Linked DNA regions of Homo sapiens: region 1 is linked to region 2. A link is a contact called in ENCODE Hi-C or POLR2A ChIA-PET data. All regions are on one chromosome and are shown on one strand. The core of a region is the stretch at or near the end of the contact, and the rest is flanking DNA. Distances in the headings are between cores, read along the strand shown.

Region 1 (4,688 bases), core at 820-3,319, 1.2 Mb before region 2:
CAAAAAAGGCACATCACAGAAGACATTAATCATCCATCTTAGTAAAGGTCAAAAGCATATAAAACTAAATAATGTACTATTGGATGTGTAAACCTATACAAAAACACTACTTACAAAAAACAAAGGAGTAACATACACGAATTTGGAATTGTGATTATATCTGTGAGTGGTCAGAGTTGGATGGGATTGGGAAAGGATATCCAAGGAAACTCAAAGTAACGGTAACATTATCTCTTTTAAATAGGATAGCAGGTAACCAAGTGCTCATTGCATTCTTATTATTTATACCTCACAGGTATTTTACAACTGTCATTCTCAATCAAATCAATAATAAATAAAAGTAATTTTAAGAAACAGTTATTACCAAATATTCAACTTAGGCACTGTAAAGCTCTATAAAGACTCCAAAGAATAAACTCCTACAACAATACAACTTTCTAGATAACTTTCCAACGTACCAGTAGCAAAATGAAACATGGATTTAAAACACTAAGCATGGTACCTGGAAAACAGCACTCAATAAATGTTTGCAATTATTATAACTGCCATTATTTTGTTGTTGTAATTATTACTAATAATACATGCTAACTGCTTTATAGAGGCATCAGCCACAATCCAGTTAAAAATTGTAAAGTTAACTCCTAGATCATTGTGAGAGTGAACAGAAACTGGGGCAATTATGTGTTAAAGCTACTCATGATATTAAAACCAGGTGCTCAGCACATATGCAAAAGTTCTGTATTCTCCATGCAAATGTGGGTAGGAAATGCAAGCTAGTTTATTCAAAATAGGTGTCCAGATACAGGCAGAAAGTTACCAGGATTAGTTGTCAGGAAAAAAACCTGTTTCATCTGACTGGACATATTTATCTGTTCTAACAGAAGACTAAGTCTATAGAGACTGTTACCTAACAGAACATTAGGGCTAAGATTCCATAAAAACTTTTATACCTGGGTTCCTATATTGTCCTCATAGTATTAGGTGAGTAAACCACCCTGTCCTTGTTACCAAAAGTGGGAAAAACTTACACTTGTCTCATCTTACATTATTCCAAGCAATTCCTTCTTCGAGGGGATAAAAATCATAATATTGGTCAATTGGAGAACAGCATTCATGCATATTCAGACTTTGTCAGGGTGGATAACAAAGAAATTCACTGAAGAGGAAAAAAGCTTCAATTTGACTTATTTCTGAAAAAAATATTCTCTGTGTGACATGATGAGAAAATATCAAGAAACACCAAGAGAACCACCAACTGGAGCCAAACACATGTTGCAGTCTCTGTTCCTCTCCAAATTTGTAGAATTTATAGAAGTGGTATAAAAATACTTAGTAAATATTTTAAAACCTTGAAAACAAGAACACTCATTTAATAAGAAACTGTGAAGAAATTGCAAAAGAAGAAAGGCAAATTGAAAACCATATGCATGACTTTCAGTGTGTTCCCCAAACCAGCAGCATTAGCTGCCGGGAATTTGTTTGAAATGCAAATTCTTGAACCCTAACCCACACCCACTGAACCAGAAACACAGTTTGGGAACTGAGAATGTTATCAATTAATAAATTTGATTTTAACAAGTATAAAGCATACTTTCAATAGTTTGGAACATTTACAGATATTGACTATATAATTGGCAACAAAGGAATTGTTAGAGAAAACTCTAACAATTATTGCATTTGGGTTAGAATTTGCTAGTCACTGATACAGTTTGGATGTTTGTCCCCTCCAAATCCATGTTGAAATGTAATCCCCAGTGGAGGGATTACATTACCTAGCAGGAGGTATTCAGATCACTGGGGCAGATCCCTCATGATTTGCTTAGTTAGCATGATGAGTGAGTTCTTGCTCAGTTAGTTGACACGAGATCTGGTTGTTAAAAGTGCACAGTCCCTTCCCCTTCTCTCTTGCTCCTGCTTGCCATGCAATACTCCGGCTCCCCCTTTGCTTTCTGCCATGATTACAGGCTTCCTGAAGTCTCATCAGAAGCAGATGCCAGCACCCTGCTTTCTGTACAGCCTGCAGAACCATGAGCCAATTAAGCTTTTCCTTATACATTACCCTGCCATGGGTATTTCTTTTTAGCAATGCAAGAAATGACTAACACGGTCACATTTTAATTTTATTTACATAGCTAGCAAGGAGAAAAACTAGATGCAGAGGTTTGATAAGCCTGCACAATTTAGGTGGCAATGGAACTTACCAACACAATTCATCAACATAAGTAAGCAAATTTCCATTTCCTGTAACTATAGTCTGTGGATTAACTCAACAGTAACATATTTTATATATTTTGAAATGAATACTGCATTCACTAAATAGGAACTTTGTGTTTGGCACTGGATGAAATCCCAAGAACTCTGTATTGAATAGCTCAGGAAGAACCTGCTATTGACTCATAAACTCGTAACTGCTAGATTCTTCATAGCAAAAGCAAGAGACAACGCAGAAATGCAAATCTAAATAAGACCTTTCCCCACCTGTTTGATTCTGTTTCCTATGTTCTGAGGTCACTGGAAAATAAATATTCCCCAACTCCCTCTTATTTTTTAACTGAAGAGGGTAACAACCAGTCTGGTATAGTAACCTGAAAACTCAAACTTTCAGATAATGAAATCATTTCCTGCCAAAGCTTCACATTCTTGTTGACACATTCTTATTCTAAACCAAGACTAAATAAATTTCTTTTTTGGTTTATAATTTCTTTCTGAACTCTCCACAAATTCAGGAAATTGGTGTCATATAGGTCATATTCACTGACAAAAATGCAATATTAGAAAAGGATCCTTTAAAAATCTACACATGTGAAAAATATATAACACACTCCAAAAAAAATAAAAAAGCTTAAAGAAAGCCCAGCTGAAAGTGGGAATGTATAAATTGTGGCATATTCTTAGTTCAAAATGAATAAATTTTAAAGTTAATATTGAATGAATAACGCAAATGGCAGAATGATTTGTATAAATTTTGAAAACATGCAAAATAGTATTACATTAGTTATGGATACCTACCTATGGTATTGATAATAACATGAAATTAAATGATAAATCTCAGCTTCAGTGCAGTGGCTACCTCTGAAAATGCAGGGAAATTTGATGGGGGTTATACAAGATGTTTCAACTGTAGCTAATGTTTTCTTTTATTTAAAAAATTCAAGCGAACAGAAGGTGGAGGAACACAGACTTTTTCTCTTATTTTCTATGCTTTTCTATATGTTTGAAATATTCACAATTTAAAAAAATTAAAAACTGGAAGACTAACAAAATACCTATATATCAAAATCTGAGGTGCAGGTAAAGAAGTCCAGAGGAAAATGTATAGCCTAAATTATTAGAAAACAGGAACTGAAAATAAATGAATTAAAATTTACAGGTAAGTTGGCAAAGAAAATAAAAAAAGTATAAAAACATAAATGAATTGAATATAAAACAAAATACATAAAACATGTGCTAAGTTGTCCAATATAATTTAAAACTGTTGGAAAAATAAACCAACATGCCAGACCAGTGACTCGTTTTTGATCTCAGAACTGCTTTAGACTTAAAATCTTATTTCTATCAATATTCAACGTACTAGAAATTAAAACCAAGAAAATTGGAAGTTTACTAATTTAAAATAACAATATAATGAACATATTTTCATGAACTATAACTTCATTTTCCAAAACTCAAAAGATATAATGAGAAGAGTGGCATGACTTTACATATTTGCAAATCTTTTTTGTAGGGAAGGGGTCTCCCTATGTTGCCTAGGCTGCTCTTGAACTCCTGGCCTCCTCAAGGGATCCTCCCACTCCGGCCTTCCATAGTGCTGTAATGAGTCATGAGCCACTGCACCCGGCCTTGTAAATCTCTTTAATTCCTGGCCTAATAGAAGGCAACTGCTTCTGAATTCAATCTGTTGTGATATGTTGTTTTAGTTGAAGTATATGAAAAAAATCTGGCCTCACACAGACATATCCTTGGAAAAAAGGCAGCCATTTCAGACAACTGTGGATGTTCTTTAATGCTACAGCCAAACTCAAGTGGTAATTTATTAAAGATTAACCACAATATGGAGTCTGAAATGATATCAATGAACTTTTTGCACTGTTACATTAAAATCCATTGGTTTGTCTTGCCCTTTTTTTTTTTTTTTTTTTTTTTTGAGATGGAGTTTCTCTCTTGTTGCCTAGGCTGGAGTGCAGTGGCACAATCTCAGCTCACTGCAACCTCCGCCTCCCCGGTTCAAGTGATTCTCTCACCTCAGCCTCCCGAGTAGCTGGGATTACAGGCGCCTGCCACCACGCCCAGCCCTGTCTTGCTTTTTGAAGGGATTTTTCACCCATGCATGACTTTGTAACACTGTGCATTGATAATTTGGAAAATACTGGTTCACTGAGTTATACAGATCTTCCAAATGTTTACACACTTCATTACACATATCACAAAATCACATTCATTACCATCACTACTGATCTCATCAGAAGACATTCTTAGGTGACTTTGATATTGTAGTAGGACTTTTACTGGGATGAGTAGTGGTGTAAATACAGTAACAAACAAACAATTGGAAGCCACTGCTTTTAACACTTGCTGAGGTACCATTCAGCGCAGATTCAATATGGTGAAAAAGGCAAATAACGTCTTATTATGAAAATTAAGTTTGACCTTGCAAACTCCTAGAAAGGGTCTTGGAGATTCCCAGTGGA
Region 2 (5,145 bases), core at 2,409-4,908:
TGTGTCCAATTTTTAGCAAGTCTTTCCGTGGCTACACAAAATGAAGTGCTTTAGAACCATGGAAACTTTTTGATTCTCTAAGACTTGACCGATCTAACGCTTTGAAGACCTGAGTTTGTCATTTGCTTTCTGTCAGTGCTCCAGTGAACAAAGAAGCACCTATCTCACTTCTCACTTCTCCCTCAGTCCCTGTAGTCATCATTACTGCCATTAACAGTCAAGCGCTTTAGCCACTTGGTCCTCCAGCACACAGCTTCAGAAATAATTTTATCACAATCAACCAAATGTATCAATTTGATTGTGATGCCACTACATGTTGTGGGTTACTAGATTATTTCCCATTGGCAAAGAGCTAAAGAAATTACCAAACCGATGCCCCCAAATTCTATCTTTGAAAGTTTTCTCACCAGGATCCCATTCTTAGTGACAATTTCTTTATCAGTCAGGGTCCAGGCAGGAGTCTGAAAATGCATCCGTTATTTTAACAGAGAGATTGGACTTGATTTTTAAAGTTGTCAGCATCAACATCAAGAGAAATTTTCATATGAAAAATGTTAACCATATGTTGAAGAACTGAAAAGGCAAAAAGAGGACACTGAGTCCTACTTATGTGATAAGAAGTAGTAACAGCAGGAAGCAGCTATCACTCCTAGGACAAGGGAACAGAGAAAAGAGAATAAAGAGAATTTACTATAGTTTAGAAATGTGGAGGAGAGACTCTATGGAGCTCAGGACTCAGATCTGAGGAAAGGATACTGGTATCTTTAAGGAAGTGCATAAGGCTGATTCTAGCAGAGTAGGAAAGCATAAACTGGAACAAGTGGGACCAACTATTAATGCCAGAGTGAGGCACTATTGTGGCAAGTGACAGACAAGAAAAGGAATCAACAGGAAGCAGCAAGTCCCTTCATCCTCTTCCAGCTTTCCAGTCTCCCTCCCTTGTTGGCAAAGCCCAATGGGCAGTCAGCTTGCAAAGAAGAAATGTAGTTTAGAGTTCTGCCCTAGATTCACAAAGCAGAGGGTGGTATGAAGTTGAGGTCAACAGCTTAATAAACTGTGGTCAAGAGGAGGCCGGGAATAGCTACTGGAGTCATGGTCCCTGATTATTTGAAACTGTTAAAGGATGTAAATGGACTTTTGGGCTTCTTTGTGCTCAGTGCCTGCAGAAAGCTATCAGAGATCACAGAAACCACCACATGGTGAAAGAAAAATACTATATTTCCAGTTGCATGCTTCTTTGCTATTGCTATTGGGATTCCAATAATCATATGCTCCTGTTTTTTCTCCACTCCCACACAGTGCAGGCAGACATGGCAAACAGTGGAAAGAAGCAAATAGTGAAAAACTCAGAGAAGTACCAAGGGAAAAACCATGACAGAAAACACATGAACAGTAGAGATGGTATTATGGGAGGTTAAAACAAAACAAAACAATGACAAGGGTGAAAAACATGCGTATTAACTAGTTTACCCTTCTGACTGGGGTACTATTGGTACTATTAGAAAGATGTTTTTATGCGATTTAGATGGTGTCCAAGTTTTCATCATTTCTAGTCAATAAATACATGGCCTTGGCTTAAGTTTGCAAATAAACATAGTAAAAAGTTTATCTACGTGGGCAAAACTAACTCGGATGGAGAGAATGGTTGGGTTAGGCACAAGATGACTGGTTAGGCCTAAATTAGGATGGAAGTGACTGGATTTACATGGTCTTGTGGCCTCAGCAGTGCTTAGCCCAGACTTCCAAACGTTCTATAATTACATGGGCTTCCACTCTTGTAAAAAGTCTTACCTAAATGGGGTGATTTGGCAATTATTAAATTTTCAAACCAAGTCTTAAAGCTGGCAGAGCCAGGATTTGAACCTATGTCTGACTGACTCCAAAGTCTGTCTGTTAACCACTACAAACATGAGGCTCCTGACTACCCTCTTCCCAATACTAAAGATTGATATCTAAGATATCTAATTAGTTGGCCTATTTAAAATAAAAATTAAAGCACATAAGGCAATTATCAACTAGTTACTATTTTCCTTAGTGGAGGAAAATTATGCTTCATTAAGAGAATAACACTAACATTATAGTCATTTAAAAATCTTGTGTTAAGACTGCTTTTCTCACATGGGCAACACCTTCCTCATTCCAATTACAAACTTTTGTGTAATGAACATTAGCAATAAAATCTGATGGGTCAAGAATAACCAATTGTGTAAGATTGGTCTTTGTTTTCCAATCTTACCCCCACAAATAAGGAATTTGTATTTCCAATCCTCACCCACATACAAGGCAAGGAATTCTATGCTCTATTGCTGGTAGGGTGAGGAGCAGTGTGGACAGGTTAAAACTTTTGTCACTTCCTAAAGATGGCATATATTTTCAGAAACCGACAAGGGCCCGTGTTCTTTAAGGCAATCACATATATGTGACCAAAGGCTATTTTAAAACTCGTTTTACGTAGCCTTCTTTATTCACTAACATGTTCTCTGCCCCTATGCTCATGCTGTCTTCTCTGAGATGCTTTTTCTTCCCTACTATATACATTTAACTCCATTTATTTTTCAAAATGCTCATTCTCCAAAATCCAGCTCATGTCCCTCTTCAACAGAGTCCCCTCTGACCTCTTCAGACCATGGCTGTTATCCACTTAGAACTGCTGTTTGATCTTTTTGTAACTATTATCATCTCAAAGGGATTTTGGAGGCTGCAGCCTAGAAAAACTGTTGTGGGCTAGTTACACGGTTTCAACTCGTTATTTACAAGGCTTGTCTAAACATGATACAATAGCATCTCCTCAAGAGAGAAATTGAACCTCTAGGCTAGAAGAATTGCTCAGCGGTTATCTAACAGACCATTCTCCTTGTCTCCAATAGGCAACTGTCCTACCCTCGGTGTTACATATTTCTAAGGTCTCTTCCAGCTCTAAAATTATGATTTTACAATTCTATCGACTAAATATTACTTCAAAAGGTGTGGAATGTATACAGAAACCATTAAATTCTCAAACGGTAACAGTTCAGTTACAAGTTACTCTGAAAGATCTGAGGCTAAGGGCTCCATTCAGGTCAGAATCACAACTGTTAACCTCGCTTACTGTCCAGTCTGTGCACTGTAGCACAGGTGACTAACTCATCCAGGACACACAGTAGGCCCGAATCCGGGACAGAAGCCTACTAGAGAAGCACTTTCTCCCAACACCAAGCCCAAGCCCAAGCCCTTCCTGGCTGCTTTATCGCCTAGAAACAAAGCTGAGTAAAACACCCCAATGCGGTACCACCCCAAGATGCCCCAGCGACACGGACCAAACGGTGATGCAGGGCAGTGACGCAGGTGCAGCGTCCACCTTGTTTTCCTCCCAGAGAAAGTCGGAGTTCTAGGCACCCGGGGACACCGAATCCCCGACGTCCTCCGGCCCGCGGCCCTCCGGCTCCGGTGCCCCCTGCTGCTCGTCGCGACCCCACTCTGGCGGTATCCGCCCCTTCGTCTCTCACCCCTGGGACACTTACCATCCCAATACCAGGCCGGTGGTCACGATGAAGCAGGTAAAGACCACCGCGATGTAGAAAAGCGGCGAGTATTCATAAAGCGTTACCAGAAACACCGCAGCCATCAGGGTCTTGCTCTGGGTAGAGCCCGGCTCCAGCCGCGGAGCCCAGCCCAGCCCGGCTGAGCCCCGCCCGCCCGGCCAGGGTAAAAGCCACTACAGTGCCCCGGAGCGGACAAACTTTGTAGGTCCGCACTTGCCTGGGGTTCTCATGAGCTAGACTTTAGGGCAGCCTCGCGGACAGCGGGAGCTGGCGTGCCAATCACGGCGCCCCCTGCCGGACACGCCACGCCCCTCCCGCTCCCGTCCCGAGCTATTGGCTACGCAGACCTGGGATGGGGGGGGCCCGACTCGCACCGCCCCCGACTCCCAGGATTGGTACCCAGCGGGCGTCTTAAGCGCTGTGGCCCAGTGGTCATTGCTGTTCCGCCGGCAAATTCTAAGTAGACTTTGGGGCCAACTCTGTGCCAGCCTTAGGCAATGTAGGTTTTCTGATGTCAGAGAGAGGCGCAGTCTGAAATCTACGTGCATCGTTTCTAAATCCTGAAACCCTGCCTATTATATCTTAGGCAAATTTGGGAGAGGGTGGAGGAGGAGGAGGAGGAGGGCGGGCATCTTGGATTCTACAAAATGAAATAACCATAAGCACAGTGAAAACACAAAAAAAGGAGTCTCTACCACAAGCAATTTATACGAGACTTGTCAGCCTTTTCAGATTGGACTTAATCATAGAGGAAAATCAGCATTGCTTATCCAAGATTCTCTTAGAAATAAAGCATCCGCTTCCTCCCACATCCCCCTCCTTTTCTCCTCTTCTTGTACTCCTCAAATTAGAATTAGCCAAACATTTGAAACTGTATTTGTTTCCACTTTAAGAATAATTTTTAAAAAACTTTTTAAATCACACAGAAGCTTTTTAAAAATTACTGAAAGTAGCTAAATGGTCACTCCCTTGTCTCAACCCTGTGAGTCAGCTCCATCAAGGTGGCCTCCCTGAAAGTCTTTCATAACAGTTCATTGACACCTCGTTGGTTTGCATTTACTCCTAAAGCCACATCTAGCCACATCAGAGAATGGGGATATGTAGTCTTATTATTCGTGAGCAGCAACACACCCTGGTACAAATCAAGAGTTTTGTTACTGAGGAGGAAAGAGAATGGACATTGGGATAGTTAACTAGTAGCCTCTGTCACACTCCTAAATCACCAGTAAAATTCGTGTTGAGAAAGATGAACTAAGTTTGTCCTATGGCCTCACATATTCCTTGGCAAATGAGCACGTAGTCTCTGGAGCAGCACTGTTTGAGAAGCTTGCTTCTACAACACAATTTTTAATTACTATATATCTGATTTGTGAAAATATATACTTTAATCAGCCCTCAACTGTTGGAGAATTTTTCATTGCTATAAATAACACTGCAATGAACATCCCTACAGCTAAAGTATTTCCTTAGGATAAATTACTAGAGGTGGAACTATGGTTTTAAAAAATGTACATTTTAAAGATTTTGTAAAAACACTGCTCTCCAGAAATGTACCAATTTGTATTCCCAGTTTTTCATCCACAGTTTTGCCATCATTTGATATTGTCACTTAACAAAAATATTG

Evidence for each region. Hi-C counts contacts between places; a loop is a spot of excess contacts on that map. ChIA-PET counts read pairs that join two places held with the same protein, here RNA polymerase II (POLR2A).
Region 1: a loop to region 2 is called in a map of endothelial cell of umbilical vein, with 9 times the contacts of the local background. The contact joins the enhancer-like site here to the promoter of CGRRF1 in region 2. A Hi-C loop is called at or near these places in 1 of 168 maps with a recorded cell type or tissue (endothelial cell of umbilical vein). POLR2A ChIA-PET finds 5 or more read pairs at or near these places in 1 of 52 experiments (WTC11).

Annotation. Positions count from the first base shown.
Region 1 is chr14:55,687,897-55,692,584 of GRCh38, reverse strand. No RefSeq gene overlaps it. Among named protein-coding and RNA genes, the nearest start is that of LINC00520, 110 kb to the left of the region's middle. Within about 2 kb of position 2,069, at least 3 of the 41 ENCODE cell types and tissues checked have a DNase peak (open chromatin) inside an H3K27ac peak, as active enhancers do; they include endothelial cell of umbilical vein, where a contact is called at or near this core.
Region 2 is chr14:54,508,419-54,513,563 of GRCh38, reverse strand. It overlaps CGRRF1 (cell growth regulator with ring finger domain 1), which reads right to left and starts at 3,658. Exons shown (of 6, transcript NM_006568.3): 1 at 3,501-3,658. The coding sequence starts at 3,604. RefSeq lists an enhancer at 3,178-3,407 and silencers at 3,583-3,768, 3,568-3,997.